2 separate regions of the Homo sapiens genome follow, and region 2 is linked to region 1. Evidence: chromatin contacts called from ENCODE Hi-C or POLR2A ChIA-PET data. All regions are on one chromosome and are shown on one strand. Each heading gives the region's core, a stretch centred on a gene start or an enhancer-like site at or near the end of the contact. The rest is flanking DNA. Distances are from core to core; before and after follow the strand shown. Region 1 overlaps AKNA (AT-hook transcription factor). Region 2 overlaps TNFSF8 (TNF superfamily member 8).

Region 1 (7,683 bases), core at 1,819-4,318:
GTGGGGAGGCCTGGGGTGGGGAGCCCTGGGGTAGAGCCTGGTGGGGTGGGGAGGCCTGGGGTGGAGGCTGGCTGGGGTAGGAAGCCCTGGGATAGAGGCTGGTGGGGTGGGGAGGCCTGGGGTGGAGGCTGGCTGGGGTAGGAAGCCCTGGGATAGAGGCTGGTGGGGTGGGGAGGCCTGGGGTGGAGGCTGGCTGAGGTGGAGAGCCCTGGGATAGAGGCTGGTGGGGTGGGGAGGCCTGGGGTGGAGGCTGGCTTGGGCAGGAAGCCCTGGGGTAGAGGCTGGCTGCGGTAGGGAGGCCTGGGGTTTGGGCCAGGAACTCCCTGCTGGTGGAGGGAGGGTGTACCTGGAGCCCTGAGATACACCCAAGCCCTTTGCTCAAAAAGACCAGTGATTGTACTCGTGTTTCAAGGATGATCTGTTTGCTTCTTTTCAACTTCTGCTATAAAAAAATTAAAACATATACAAGAGAGAAGATCGTAGAATACACTCCCATGTACCTACCCCCCGCATCCACAATTAGCAGCCCCGAAAACCTTTCTCGCCTGTGGCCTTACCTCTCCCCTATTCACCCCCACTAGATTATTTTGAAGCAAAATTTCAGGCATCCAATCCTTTTATCTAAAAATGTGTTAGTGTGTGTATGTCTAAAGATAAAGACCTTATATTAAACATAACCACATACCATGGTCACCTAAATGTTAACACCAGGTCCTTAAATATGAACAAATATCACACCCGCATTCAGATCTCTCTGTGTCTCATAAATGGCTTATTCGTTCCCGTCCATGGGCCTCAGGATCCAAACATGGCTTGTATATTGCATTTGGTGCCTTTCAAGTCTGTCCTCTCCCTTTGTCTTTTTCTTTCTTTCTTTCTTGCATTTACTTTTTCAGATCTCTTTTACTCTCTTAGTCCGTCCTCCTTCTTACTTCTGCCGTGCAATTCATTTGTTGCGGAAATCAGTCTGTCCTGCAGAGTCGTCCGCAGTCTGGGCTTTGCTGATGTGCTGTGGTCTCTTTTCATGCGTCCCATTGTCCTCTTTTTCTTGAATATTGTTAGGTTTTGAGCTAGAGGCTTTGGTGGTCTGGAGGAGAAACATGACCATTTCCCTTCCAGACCATGAGCTCCACGGGCGTGGGGAGTTTTGGCAAGAGCACGTGAGTGCCTCCTTCAGTAAGCACAGGATGCCTGCTGCTCTCTTGTTGGTGATTTTGACAGCCTCTGATGGTCATTGTCTTGGGCTAGTCTTTCATTTGAGGTGACAAAGTGGTAGTATGCTAATGCTCTCATTCCTGCATTAATTGCTGGAAATATGCTAAAAAGTAAAAGTGTCCCTCATCAACTACTTGGTTACCAAGTTCTTGTTCCTATGGGAAGGGCCAGCGAGATGTTCCGTTCTGTCCTTTTACTGTTACCGTTACTGACCCATAATGGTACTTACTTAGTTACCGACCCGTTTTCAGAAGGAGTCAGTTCCTCACATCCTTCAAAGGTGACATGCTTTTCCTTTTTTCCTGCAATGACTTGTTTTTATAAAGTTCTTTGGACTTGTTTAAGATAAGTGACTCTGAGTAGGTGGAACAGTGATTTTAAGTCTTCTATTTCTCTGCCATGGGACTCTTGGGTGATTCATTCAATTAGCCATTGAAAATCAGGTACTTCTTAAGCACATGCTTCTTAAACACCGACAGTGCAGCAGGGGGAAAGAAAGATATGGGCCTCACCCCACAGAGCCAACCGGTGGGCAGGGCATTTGGAGAAATAAAACAGTGGCAGCCATCTGCGACATGGGTTATGTATCAAGGTAAACCAGCCAGAGGCCCTCAGTCTAGACCCGTTGTCATGGGGGTAGAAGAGTTGTCCCACTGCCCTCTCATGCTCCAGAACTTGAACGTGGTGGGTCTGTGTTGCACACAAGCCTGAAGATTGCTCAGCTCGGATCCCACCATTGAATGCTTTCCTCTCAGGAACCCAGAAGCCCTTATGGAAGGGGGTTTGCTATCAGGGTCTCCCAGCAAGGAGGGGTTCATTGTGTGCCTGCGCATGTGACCGTGTTGCTCCCGCTTTCTGCAGGAAGACTACCACAGGCTCCTCACCAAGTACGCTGAGGCCGAGAACACCATTGACCAGCTACGCCTCGGGGCCAAGGTACCAGGCCGGGATGGGGTGGAGGCATGGGCCCAAGTCCCCGAGGAGGTGACACTTTTCCATAGTCCTAGAGAAAGGCCACTGCCTCCTCCATCTACTGAGGCCCTGGAGATAGTGGAACGCCAGTTTTCTTCTACCCCAAGGTCCCTCTGTGACCTTGGGCAGTGACCTTGCCTTCCCTGGGCTTTTTTTTTTTTTTTTTTTTTTGAGTCAGGGTCTTGCTCTGTCACCTAGGCTGGAGTGCAGTGGCATGGTCGTAACTTACTGCAATCTCAACCTCCTGGGCTCAAGGGATCCTCTTGCTTCAGCCTCCCTGGTAGCTGGGAATGCAGGCAGTCATCACTATTCCCTGCTAATTTTTTTTTTTTCAATGTTTTGTAGAGACGGGGTCTTACTTTGTTGCCCAAGCTGGTCTTGAACTCCTGGGCTCAAGTGATCCTCCTGCCTCAGCCTCCCAAAGTGCTGCTGGGATTACAGGCCTGAGCTACCATGAGCCCAGGAATTTCATGAGAATCTCTCTCCTTCTAGATGGGTTCTGGAGTAAGACCACCTGGGTTCGACTCCTGGCTCCATTGCTAACCAGCTGTGTGACCTTAAGGACGTTACTTGGGCTCTGTGAGCCTCAAAAGAGTAACACAGAATTTCTGCTCAGCCCCTGGTGCTTGTTTTTTGGGCCTGAATCTTCCTGGATCACACCTTTGCCTTTCTCCCTCCCCACCACCTCACCACAGCCTCTCCCCTCCCCTGAACAGCAGTATGGGGCAGGAGGAGAGCAGAGGGGGAACCCACCACCCCAGCCCCCACCCCGTCTTCGGAGGAGGCTGTGAATTCTGCACCTTCCTCTTTTCTGAGTGAGGCAGGAAGTGGGACCTGTGCGGCCCCTCGTGGCTTCCTGCTTTTGCTGTGCCCTCCTCTTGCCTCATCAGGCAGCAGTAGAGGAGGATGTGGGAGCTGAGGTGCAGAGATGCAGATGCCCCAGTGCCTCCCCCTGTCATGCTCCAGGACCCTGCCCCTGCCACAGCTGCTGCTCTCAATGTCGAGAGGCACTTCCGGGGCAGGTGGGCGGAGGCCACTGTGGTGAGGAAATGGAAGGGGGCCTGTTCTAGGACCAGGACCCCCCCCCCCCCCGCTGCGTCCCCACACCTGCTGCCTGGCACAGGCAGGACCCTTCCCTCTTGGCCTCATCGGGCACATCTGTAAAAGAGGGGCTAATCAGACTTCCTCCTGGGAGCCAAGCAGGCTCCTTCCAGCTTTCTGAACCACTGAGCCAGATCCAGGGTTGGAAGAGACGGGGGAGTTGGGAAAGGGAGGGAAGGGGCTTTGTTAGGTCATCCTCTCTGGGGAAACCACATTCCCATGGCTGCAGACTCCAAGTAGGTCCAAGGAGAAAGGAACTGGTCATCAGACCCAAACACTTGGGCTTCCCCATTTGGCAGATTGGGAAACTGGGGCTCCCGTTGGGATAGGGGCCTCTGAAGGTCATGGAGTGGCGGGGGCTGGAGGCGTGGAGCGTCTGCACCCTCCCTCCTCCCTTCCTTCCTCCTGCACTCGTTTAAGGGCATGAGTCAGTATACAGAAAGCATTTACCTGGCACTAGGCAGGCACTTTGTAAGAGTTAGGGAATATTATAAAGGTGTTTACTGCCAGGCCTCTTGTGTGCCAGCCACAGTGACAGGCGGGGGTGGACACGGGGGAGCACAGCTGGGGTATCTCCTCTCGTGGGTGCTCCCTTGACCCAGTAGGACTCAGGGTCCCCCCCATGTGTAGTCACCCTGCCCTGGCCAGCACCCAGACCCCTGGCTCATGTGTGTGAGGGTGTCACAGGAGAGGCCAGAAATGGTTCTGTGCCAGCTCACTCACTCCCGCTTTCTGGAAAAATGATTGCTTGGCCCGAGGGCTCTGCTCCCTCCCCCAACCCCTCTCTCAGCCTCAAGAAGTGTGAGCACCATTCAGGGCTCTACCGGAAGGAAGCAGGATGATACTATCATCTCCTGCCCAACCCCATCTCACAGCTGCCCTGAAGGAACAGTACATGGCAGGCTTGCAGCTCCTATGTGCAGAAGAGAACACAGAGCCCCGGAACAGGGAGGGGATTCACTCTGGGTCCATGGGGCTTGAGGGGAGCTGAGATTCCAGCTGGCCAGTGCCTCACTCCATCTGGACCTCTGTGCACTCTACCCCGAAGGCTGGAGAGACCCCAGGATGGTCTTCTGCTCAGAACCCACGAGTTCAGAGGCAGTCCTCAGAACCCACCGAGCCATTTCACTCTGCTCAGAGCCCACGGGGGAGGGCTGGACCCACCTGGGAGGGAGCCGCGCTGGGGATGTTGCGCTGGACACCCAGGCTAGGCATGGTGGGTAGGTGGACAGCAATGGATGGGGACCCATAGGAAGGAGATTGACATTCACTGAGCAGCAACAGGTATCCCACCCCAGCTTCAGGGTCATATTTGAGCCCCTCCACACACACACCAAGGCACAGCCAGGTGGAATGGTTTGCTCAACATCCCACAGCTGGTGCAACAGGCAAAGCTGGGACTGAAACCTACATCTCCCTGATTCCAGAACAGGTGTTTCTTTCCTCATGCCTGGGTAAGCCCTGGCACTCAGGCCCTGGCACTGGGTGTGGAGACAGGCATAGGGATGAGGTGGATTGATGACTGTTATAGTAATAAGAATGGTCATAGGTGATGTTTATGGACCACTCTCTTAAATAATTTGCAGTTGGGGAAGCTGAGGCACAGAGAGGTTAAATAACTTGACCAAGATCATTCAACAAGTAGGTGCCAGAGCAGGAGTTGGAACTCGGCAGCCTAGCTCTGAAGCCCACGAGTGACACCACACTCTAGCAGAACTAGACTTGGTAGTTGCGGGATCTGCAGCTGGGGAGGCCTGGCCCAGGAACACCGATGGGTCTGGAGCCTTGGGGTTGGGGCAGGACCAGGGAGCCCAGCTGTGGGGCAGGGAGCCAGGACTGGTCAGGAGTCACTGGTGGGCTCTGTTCTCTACACTGGCCTCTGGCCAGGGTTTATAGTGATCTCACTGCATTTGCTGCCATGTTGCCACCTCCCCCCCAGCCCCTGTTCCTCCATCTCAGCTGAAGAGGGATCTGGAAGAGCTGAGGTGACCAGAAATTACCCAAGAAGGAATTACGGAGATGATGTAAAACCACCTCTTTTCAGTGTGTTCTGATGGCTGCAAGTTGGTCTAGAAGCCCCTGGGTGGGGATGGGGGGAGGGGGAGGCTTCTGTATGCAGATGAGTTGGGGAAACATCTTCCTCTCTCTCTTCCTCCTCCCCTCCCTCCCCATTCATAAAGCCCATTAGCATTTTAAAGGCTGAGAGAAATCCATCTGTGCAGAGAATATTCATTTGTTTAACCCAATGTTTCCCAAATTCACTAGTCCTCCCTTCACAGAATCCTGATTCACCTTTCACAGAATCCCCCAAGGGAGTGAATCCAGCCTTGGGGAGCACCCGGGACACCCTGGCTGTGTCCAGAGAGACCAGCCCTGGGAGGGCCTGGCCGGAGCAGCTGCAGCTGCCACCCCCACCCCCACCGCCACTCCCCACCTCATCGCTCTGCCTGGGCATCTGCTCAGGTTTTGGGCTTCTCTGCTTCAAACTCCTTATCGGTCCCTGAAACAAAAGGGCTTCCTGGCTTCCCTGGCCCATCCCCATTCCCTGTCACTCCCTAGGTGGGGCCTGAGGCTGAGAGAGGGGTCTGGGGAGGGAAACATGTCAGAGGGCTGGGCCTCCCCTGGGATTTGGGTCACCTCAGGAGAGGGGTGCTGATAGGAAAGGCCCCCACAGGGGAGTCTGAGCAGATGGCTGAGGGGATTATTAAAATCCAGCTTTGTTCTCATCTGGGGAGGCTGGGCCTGAAAGAGGGGGAGGCGGCGGGGACCATGCCACACTTGGAGTTGATTTTTCGGCTACAGCCGGGACCTATACAGCTTAAGCAAGAGAGCCTGCTTGCCTGGGGGCCAGGGAGCCCCTTCCACCAGGCCCACCCTAAACTGCTCATTCCTGACCTTGGTGCAGTGGGGGCAGTTAAGATAACCCCCCAACATCATGATGAGCAAATCCCACTAAGGGGTGTTGCTTTTCCACGGGCCTGTCTCCATGGTGGCTGTGCAGATAATGATGGTGATGACGATAACGGTGATGGTGATAATGGTGATGGTTACGATGATGACGGTGATGGTTATGATGATGACGGTAATGGTAAAAATGGTGATGATGGTGGTGGTAATAGTGATGGTGTTGGTGATAATGGTGATAGTGATGGTGATGGTAATGATGGTGAATGATGGTGATGGTAATAGTGATTGTTATGGTGCTGACGGTGATGATGGTGGTGGTAATGACAGTGGTGGTGATGATGCTGATGGTGATGATGCTGATGGTGATGCTGATGGTGATGCTAATGATGGTAGTGGTGATGACGGTGGTGGTGAAGATAATGGTGATGAATGTCAGGGTGGTGGCCACTATTTATTGAGCACTTATTTTGTGCGCAGAGAGGTTATTAAACCAACTAGGACTCAGAGGTGTGCTGTGGTAGAGCCTAGACAGGAACCTGGGCTCTAGCTGCAGAGCCCACATGCTAAGCCAGAGTTGGCAAACTTTCTCTGTAAAGGGCCAGATTGTGACAATGTTTGGCTTTGTGGAGCATATAGTCTCTGTCACAACTACTCAACTCTGCCACCAGAGTGTGAAAGCAGCCATAGACAACACATAAACAAACAGGCATGGCTGTGTTCAATAAAACCTTCTTTACAAAAACAGAACATAGTTCTCTCAACTCTGCTTTAAGCTGTTGAACAGCCTGTGGTTTCCCTCTGCTTTCCAGCTTCAAGAGGCCTTCCTTGGTCACCTGCCTGACTCCAGACTGCTCCCTCACCAACTGGGCTGGCTGCCATGTTAAATCCATCCTCAAATGATAGAGATCCGCTACCAATGGCAGATTAGTTTGTTTACTTGCTGGTTCACTCATTCATTCGAATAGCTATTAGTTGCTATTATTATCAGTATAATAATTATTAGAAATGCTTATATTTGTTAAGAAATAATTATATGTTATATGGTATATTAATTATGATATAATTATAACACACATTATTAATAAAAAATTACTGTTAATAGGAGAACCATAGGTGTTGGGGTCAGATAGAGCAGTGTTGTGATCCTCATCCAAGGACTTATCAGCTGGGGATTTTGAGTAACTGACTTAATAACCTCTCTGTGTCTCAGTTTTTTCTTCTATATAATGGGCTGTTGGGGTCCCCACCCTGTCTTCCTTTCAGGACTGCCATTAAGAGTAAATGAAAAGGCATGCAGTTCTTCACCTGTGTTTGGCCTAGCCAAGGGCTGCACTGAAAGATGGTATTTATTACTACAGGGCATGTGTGTTGAGCTCCTGAATGAAGATGAGGCGTTTCAGGTGGGTTTGCCCCTACCCTGACTTGGCTGTGCTGTGCCTCCCTGCTTCCACAGGTGAACCTGTTCTCTGACCCACCCCAGCCCAACCA
Region 2 (7,683 bases), core at 2,296-4,795, 530 kb before region 1:
TGACTCTATTCCAGTTAGATTGACAATAATTGAGCAGCAGGCATTTTTCATTTCTGGTCAGGAAAGCATTGTGCCTTTAGCAAACAATCAGTGTGCAACAGTGATGTGGTCATCTAGCCAGGGAATGGCTGCTCCATCCCCTGCATAATATATTCCTGCTTCAAACACCTCTCAGAAAACCAGTTCCGCGAGGGTTTTTATATCCCCACAAAGTTGTTGAGAGACAATGATGACCCTGGAAGTGGGGAGGAGGACTTCTGAGAAACAGCAACCTCTCTCCTGATTGGGGTAGCCATGAGATTTCTCTAGCTATATCCAACTTGGCATCTGTACATCATCTTTGGAGGAACATCTTATTTGTGGAAGGACCTTGACAAGCCGTTTGAGATGGAATGTAGGCCCTGATGTTATGCTTCAGTAAAAAAAGATGGAAGCTTCCCTGCTATACCAAAACATGGAGCAAAATTTGCATTTTTCTCAAGAAGGAGAGAAAAGGAGTAGGACTCCAGCAAAGTTTGTCAGAAGGAAAGCTAGAAAAGATTTAAAAGAAAAAAAGAAAGAACAAATCAGCAGTGGTGGTATGGATGAAAGGGACTTGAGAGAACAAAAATGGCTAAGGGAAAATTTTAAGTCATCTGCTGAGCAGTGTGCTGTGTCAACCTCCTCCTAGGTCTCCTCTATGAAATATTTAGTAAAGTCTACATTTCTCTTTAACTCTTTCTGTGAGTAGATTCTTTGGGAGAAGCAGGCATTGGAAGAGGTGTTGAATTCAGCAAGCCAAATGGTCTGTGGTAAAAAACAAAACAGACTTTGAGACTCAAGGCTAAAAAAACAGGGAAATGGCTGGCATTTGAGTCACACACTAACTGCATAGGACAAATGAATCTTGCTTAAACCAACTCATGCATTCTTGAAAAGGTATATGCAACCCAACTGTGTGTTAACTAAGCAATTTTTTTGCCATCTCACATTCTAACTCGAGAAAGATTCCATTTTCATTTTTCACCAACTGTTCTCTGAGCAGAGGTACCTGACTTTTGCACTGTGAGTGGTTTCTAATCTCAGTCTCTGTCAAGCAATGCTAAGAAAGCCAACACCTAAAGACACAAGGGGTACATCATTTAAATGAATAATGTAACCAAACAAACAAAAAAAGAGAATAATCATTAATAACTCAACTGATAGATATGTAGGGAGTAGGCAACCCAGGAAGTTTAAAACTAAATTCTGTTACTCTTGAGGGTTAACCAGCCCCTGGGAATGTTATGAGCAAATGATACTCCATGAGTAAAATGATATCTATGCAAGTAAAATAAATAATTTATCTAACTGGGAACTCAGGCTACCTAAAACATATGCCTCTTTGGTAAAAACTCAACTTGAGCTCCTTCCCTTGCTCCTACCCTCTGAACCCCACCTCCCCACCACACACACACACACACACACTCAGTGTACTTGCAGAACTTGTAGAGGAAGATGGTAAGTGAGCTCACAAAAACATAACAAGTCAATGTAGAGTCATCCAAACTGGAGTGGAGTGGTGCTATCTTGGCTCACTGCAGCCTCCCCTTCCTGGGTTCAAGTGATCCTCCTACCTCAGCCTCCTGAGTAGCTGGGACTACAGGCACGCACCACCACACCCAGCTGATTTTTGCGTTTTTAGTAGAGACGGGATTTCACCATGTTGGCCAGGCTGATCTCGAACTCCTGACCTCAAGCAATCTGCCCACCATGGCCTCTCAAAGAGCTAGGATTACAGGCGTGAGCAACCACACCTGGCCTCTAACCCTTTTCTGAATCATATATTGACCATGTACTGAGTCTATAGAGGATAGAGACCACCTGTGTCTCACATTCAAATCACCATCCCAGAGTGACCGGGGCGAGAGCAGGGAAGAGCAGAGGAAACCTCCAAATGTGGGGACTGTCCAAAGTAAGGTTGGAAAGACGTGACCTGAGGAATTGCAGAAAGGCTATAGGAGGCCCTATCAAGGCTGGTGGGAAATAATGGAGATTGGAATATGAGACTGGGCTCAAATGCCAGCTCTCTCACTAACCACACTCGAGGACTTCGCAAGTGTCTGCTCCCTGCTGGGCTTCCAACCAATGGGACTTCCATCAAGCCTGGCAGATCTCTCAGGAGTGTTCTAGAGATGATACAGGCTGACTTCTCCATCCTCTTAATTTAAGGGTTTGTCCCTTCCATCCCAGAATAAGTGGTATTCCTGGAATTGTGGGAGGCTCCCTTGTCTGACAGATTCTGCCAGCTTCCCTCAGCACTTCCTCCTTTTAGTTCTTGTCCACATCAAAACCTCTTAGGGCACTAGGCTATTCTCTGAGCCATCCTTTATGTGACTGGAGATTCTGAGAAGGAATTAGATAGTAGAGTTATTGTAGAGTAACTACTATATATTTAATTGTTTGAATATACCATAGTTTGTCCATTCTTCTATGCAAGAACATTTAATTTGCTTTTAGGTTTTTGCTGTTACACACAAAGCTACAATAAGCACATCTTCTTCTTGCACACCTCCCACCCCTAGTTGCCATTTTTCTATACAGCAAAAATACTCTTGGAAAATTATAAATGGTGTCACAAAGACACTGAGTTAACCATGGCTAGCGAGGGTTTAGACACCTCTGTGATCAGAGCTCATGACCTGGAGCTTAGTCTCTGGAATCTGAATGGCTCCTTCCATACTTTCTAAGTACTTCTCTGCTCTGTACATTCATTCAACACACATATCCCAAGTGCCAGTGAGTGCCAGGTCAGTTTACAATCCAACATGGTATGTGCTACAGCTCTGCCAAGCCACTGCGAAATCAGCCCTCATTAGCATAGGTTTGAAACATGCCTTTCAATGCACTCTGGGGCTTCCCTGGATCTAGCTCTCTTCCTGGAGAGTAAACAAACACCAGAAAGCATGAAGGACAAGCACAGCTCCAGAAGATTTCTCCCCCAAGATCAAATGTCTGTATTCCTCATGGGCTCTTCTCACAATTCTCCCCTGAAACTCTGCGATGGAAGATTGTCACTCAATGTATAGTATAATGACTTTCCAGGTTTTTTTTCTACCATGACCCAGAAGAAGAAAGGTCATGTTGCCAACGAGGACTAAGAAAAAAAAAAAAAAATAATAACTTACTGTGAAGACCTGAATTGATTTTATGATGCTCTCTTAAGTCACAACCCACATTTCCAAAATACTATTCTAGTGTGCCTTCTCCTGCTCCACATGTTGGAATGCTAAAAATATACTTTCCTTATTCTTTTGCAGCTCAGGCTCTAGTATTATTTAGTCTGAAATGGACAGAATTTTGGAATGTTTGTCCATCCAGCTAGCAAGGACAGCTGTGGAGGTGTTTGGTTTTTCTGCAGCTTCGTTTGCAGAGGTTTTCATGTTCAAATACGAGCTTAGTAGTTGGGGTGAGCCTAGGTGGTGGGGGAGAAGCATCCGTTCTGCTGATGTAGTCTGTTGCAGATGTGCACTGGTTCTGGAGCCCGGCAGCAGTAGCGGCTTCCTGATTGTAGTGGTTTCCTGTTCGCGGCAGCAGTTTTGTGGTTCTAGAGGGGCAGGCTTCCTGATTGCAAGATTATTGAAGAGACAGCAGCTACTATAGCAGCCCAGTTCCTAGGAGTCGCATTATAGGTTTCTCCTGAAAGCTCAATCTCGATTCTGTTTCCTCAGACCTCCTGACAATTCTACAAGCCATTTAACACCCTGTGATAAACCCCTTCCTGCCAAACAAGCTAACGCGAAGTCTGTTCTCTGCAACTGATTCCTCATGAATATAATAACAACATGTACAAACTGACCTCACCATTATGTACAAACCAACCCCACCATACTCATCCTGAACTTAACACTATTCCTACATTCCAAATCTCAAGGACTATCTCAGTCTCTGAATATCCTTCTTCTCACTTCCTACTCAATTAACACCCAACTAATTCCTCCAGTTTCCTAGTTCCAGCCACCACTCTCAATACCTCCTAACTCACAGCACTGCCTCCAGTCTTACTCCTTATAAATCCCATCTCCAGACAGCAATAGCATCTCCCGATTGTTCTTGGAATTGATAGTGATAATAACCATTTATCAAGCTCTTACATGTTATGACTTTTCCTGCACTCACTTATTTAATCTTCAAAGCAATCCAACGAAATAGGCATCATTGAGCCAGGCACGGTGGCTCAGGCCTGTAATCCCAGCACTTTGGGAGGTCGAGGCGGGCGGATCATGAGATCAGGAGTTCGAGACCAGTCTGGCCAACATAGTGAAACCTTGTCTCTACTAAAAATACAAAAAATTAGCTGGGCATGGTGGTGTGCGCCTGTAATCACAGCTACTTGGGAGGCTGAGGCAGGAGAATTGTGTGAACCCAGGAGGCAGAGGTTGCAGTGAGCTGAGATCATGTCACTGCACTCCAGCCTGGGCAACAGAACAAGACTCTTCCTCAAAAAAAAAAAAAATAGGCATCATTATCCCCATTCTTTATATAAGGACATTGAGAGTCTGCGATGTTGAGGAGCATGGCCAATGTCACAGTCAATGGACGGTAGAGTTGGGATTTAAGACCAAGTTTGCCTAACTCCACATTCCACGCTCCAGTCACTATGAACATAGCCTTCCTAAACTCTAAGCTCTTTCCACCAGGTCTCTCCCTATCTATCTCCTGAATGTCTCTCTAGTTTTGTGCTCAGCCCCACCTCCTTGTGCTCTATGATCAAATCACATTGCACTCCTTCCAGTTCCTCCAATCTTCCATGCTCTGCCTAGCCACCAGAAGCTTGCAGATAATTTTCCTTCTGCCTAGGATACTCCTGTCACACTCTTTTGCCTGATTAACTCCTATCATTGTTCTGATTTCCATTTCAATGTCACCTCCTCAGAGAAGTCTTCCTGACTCTGCTGGCTTCACTTAATGCCTTGCTGTCACCTTCCATGCTTCCCCATCGTTAATTGCATGACACTTTACCCTTCACCCCTGGTTCTCTCTATCATTCCTCTCCAACATTCAAATTCCCAGAAGGCAGGAACCCTACCAATCTTATTTAGCACTGGGTAATCACAGCCCAGCCCAATTCCTAGGACATAGTAGATGGCCATTCAATACATATTTCTTAAATGAATAATCAAAGAAAACCACTTTAAACATAAGTCCGTTTTAAGGAAAAGATATCAAGCCATACCAAAACAAAAGAAAAAAAAAAACAGTTCTTTTCAAAATATGGAAATGTTCATTGAAAGCCTCTATTTTTCTTAGAAATAATTTTCAGGCCGGGGACAGTGGCTTATGCCTGTAATGCCAGCACTTTGGGAGGGCAAGGTGGGTGGATCACTTGAGGTCAGGGGTTCGAGACCAGCCTGACCAACATGGAGAAACCCCGTCTCTACTAAAAATCAAAATTAGCCAGGCGTGGTGGCACATGCCTGTAATCCCAGCTACTCGGGAGGCTGAGGCAGGAGAATCGCTTGAACCCAGGAGAAGGAGGTTGCAGTGAGCCGAGATTGCACCACTGCAACTCCAGCCTGGGCAACAAGAGTGAAACTCAATCTCAAAAAAAAAGAAAGAAAAAAAGAATTTTCAGGGCTCAGGAGATAAGAATGCCTATTAGAGAAAGGTGAAATTTTTAGAAAGCAGAATCTACCTGTGCCATCTGAGAACATGGAAGGAAAAAAAAATAAATCTTTGCTTACTTTATTGAACCCCTTTTCTGAGCAAGGTGTGGTATATTTGCTGTAGAATCCATCACCCTTCCTATCTCTGAGATATCTATATGCTATTCTAGTCATTTTGTGATTAGAAATAGTGAGATTAACCTTAGAAAGTTTTTTAAGTTTTATTTTATTTTTGATTGACACAAAAATAGTGTACATATTTAGGTAGCACAGTGTGATATTTCAATACATGTATACATTGTGCAATAGTGAACATATCCCTTACTTTAAACAGTTATTTCTTTGAGGTGAGAACATTCAAAATCCTCTCTTCTAGATATTTTGAAATACACTAGAAAGTTTAAATCAAACCTTGGTATACCTTAGAATCCTGAAATCCCAGGCCACTTCCTAGAGCAATTAAATTAGAATCTCTGGATTTAGAACCCAGGCATCAGGATTATTTTAAGCTCCCAAATTTAAGCCAAATATTAAGAGTCAGTGGTTTAAATCTTTGCTGTTATGTCCTGGTGCCTGGTATCACCAGAGAGCTTGTTAAAAATGCAGGCATCTCATACATACCTAAAAACTGGAACAGAATCTGCATTTTAATATGATCCAAGAGATTCAGGTGCACCTTACAATCTGAAGAACACTAGTTGGTTGACTTTTTCTGGTAAGTGGAGAAGATTGCTGGTAATCCGTTATGTTTCTCTGTTTCCCCCAAGTGGACTTTCATGAATTGGCTTGGTCTTCCTTGTCTGCTGCTTATGCAAATGTGAGGGTCTAAACACTACAAAACCATCAAGTCAACGTGATGGTATTCATTTGTAATGATCACCACTGAATTTTTAACAACTGCTTTTGATCCAACTGTCTCCCTTGGGAATATTGGGCAACACTAGGAATAATCTGGACAACATGTTGAAAGCTTTGGATGCAGTTTAGAAACTTCTATGGGGGCTGTACTTTCCCTATAGCCAAGGAAAGAGAAAAAAACAAGTCTGAGGGTGGCAGATGGGAAAGAATAGTGGCCTTGGCAACTGGAAGCCAGTTTCAATCTGAGCTGAAGCAATTACTAACTCTATGACCTTGGCAAGTCACATGGACTTTGTAAACTTAAATTTTCTCAGCTGTACAATGGGAAGCTGTTGGGAGAACAAACACATAGAATAAGCTTGGAAAGTGTACAACTCTTGGGGTATTTTATCATATTCAGTGTCTGTGAAGGAGTTAGACCTTGGGGAGAGGAGTAGGAAAAAATGAATCAATGCAAGTTTGAGAAAAGTGAAAGTTCCTCAAATCCACTGAAGCCTATTCCCATCTGCATTCAGAAAAGCCAGCCATTGGATCAACAAAGGTCTCTGTCAGGCCAACTCTCAAAGGATGGTTTCATCCTGCAGGGAAAACTGGACTAGATAACCAACTGACTGTTTGCGAGATGCAGTATCAAGGTCCTCTCCCTGTGCCTCTCTAGAAGCAGCACTGATTGCACTGCAAATGAACACTTTTCTCACTTAGAAATGAGCACTTAGAAGACAAGAAGAATCCATCTCCAAATCCCAGCACCCAAATCAGTGTCCTACACAAAGTCAGCACTCAGGAAATGTTTAGATTTCACTTGCAACAGGAAGAGGGAATTACCAGGCAGGGATATCAGCTAAACTAGTCAGGAACAAGCTGATTTGAAGGCTGATCCTCCTTCACAACCAGGAGGCTCCAAACAAAAACCAGCTGAAGTATTTCATCATTTCCTTTCCATTGCTAGGGACGCAGATGACCTAACCTCCTTGACATTCTGACTATGCCTTCCGTTCTCACAATGAGTCTCATTTTACCAGCTGGCCTGATGCAGTCAGCGCATGGCACAGTACTCAAGGGAAGAAAGGTCACAATCCATCACAGGATCAATACAATGGGATGAGTAAACAGCAAGAAAACACTGAAGGAGGCTTCATTTCTACCACCAACATTACATTCATACACTCACACAGTCCTCAATTGCATCTGGTCTTTTCAT

The links. A loop is a pair of places that touch in the nucleus more often than their neighbours do. ChIA-PET counts read pairs that join two places held with the same protein, here RNA polymerase II (POLR2A). Pooled maps may share reads with other maps.
Region 2: a loop to region 1 is called in a pooled map, with 2.0 times the contacts of the local background. The contact joins two enhancer-like sites. A Hi-C loop is called at or near these places in 2 of 168 maps with a recorded cell type or tissue (both naive thymus-derived CD4-positive, alpha-beta T cell), 1 of 37 single-sample maps with no recorded cell type and 10 of 50 pooled maps. POLR2A ChIA-PET finds 5 or more read pairs at or near these places in 3 of 52 experiments (CD4-positive, alpha-beta memory T cell, activated CD4-positive, alpha-beta T cell and activated naive CD4-positive, alpha-beta T cell).

What each region holds. Positions count from the first base shown.
Region 1 is chr9:114,368,561-114,376,243 of GRCh38, reverse strand. AKNA (AT-hook transcription factor) reads left to right here. Exons shown (of 22, transcript NM_001317950.2): 4 at 2,077-2,151; 5 at 7,649-7,683. Among named protein-coding and RNA genes, the nearest start is that of AKNA, 16 kb to the left of the region's middle. RefSeq lists an enhancer at 6,466-7,170. Within about 2 kb of position 3,068, at least 25 of the 41 ENCODE cell types and tissues checked have a DNase peak (open chromatin) inside an H3K27ac peak, as active enhancers do.
Region 2 is chr9:114,894,798-114,902,480 of GRCh38, reverse strand. TNFSF8 (TNF superfamily member 8) reads left to right here. Exons shown (of 4, transcript NM_001244.4): 4 at 1-1,336. Among named protein-coding and RNA genes, the nearest start is that of TNFSF8, 32 kb to the left of the region's middle. RefSeq lists an enhancer at 7,444-7,683. Within about 2 kb of position 3,545, at least 9 of the 41 ENCODE cell types and tissues checked have a DNase peak (open chromatin) inside an H3K27ac peak, as active enhancers do.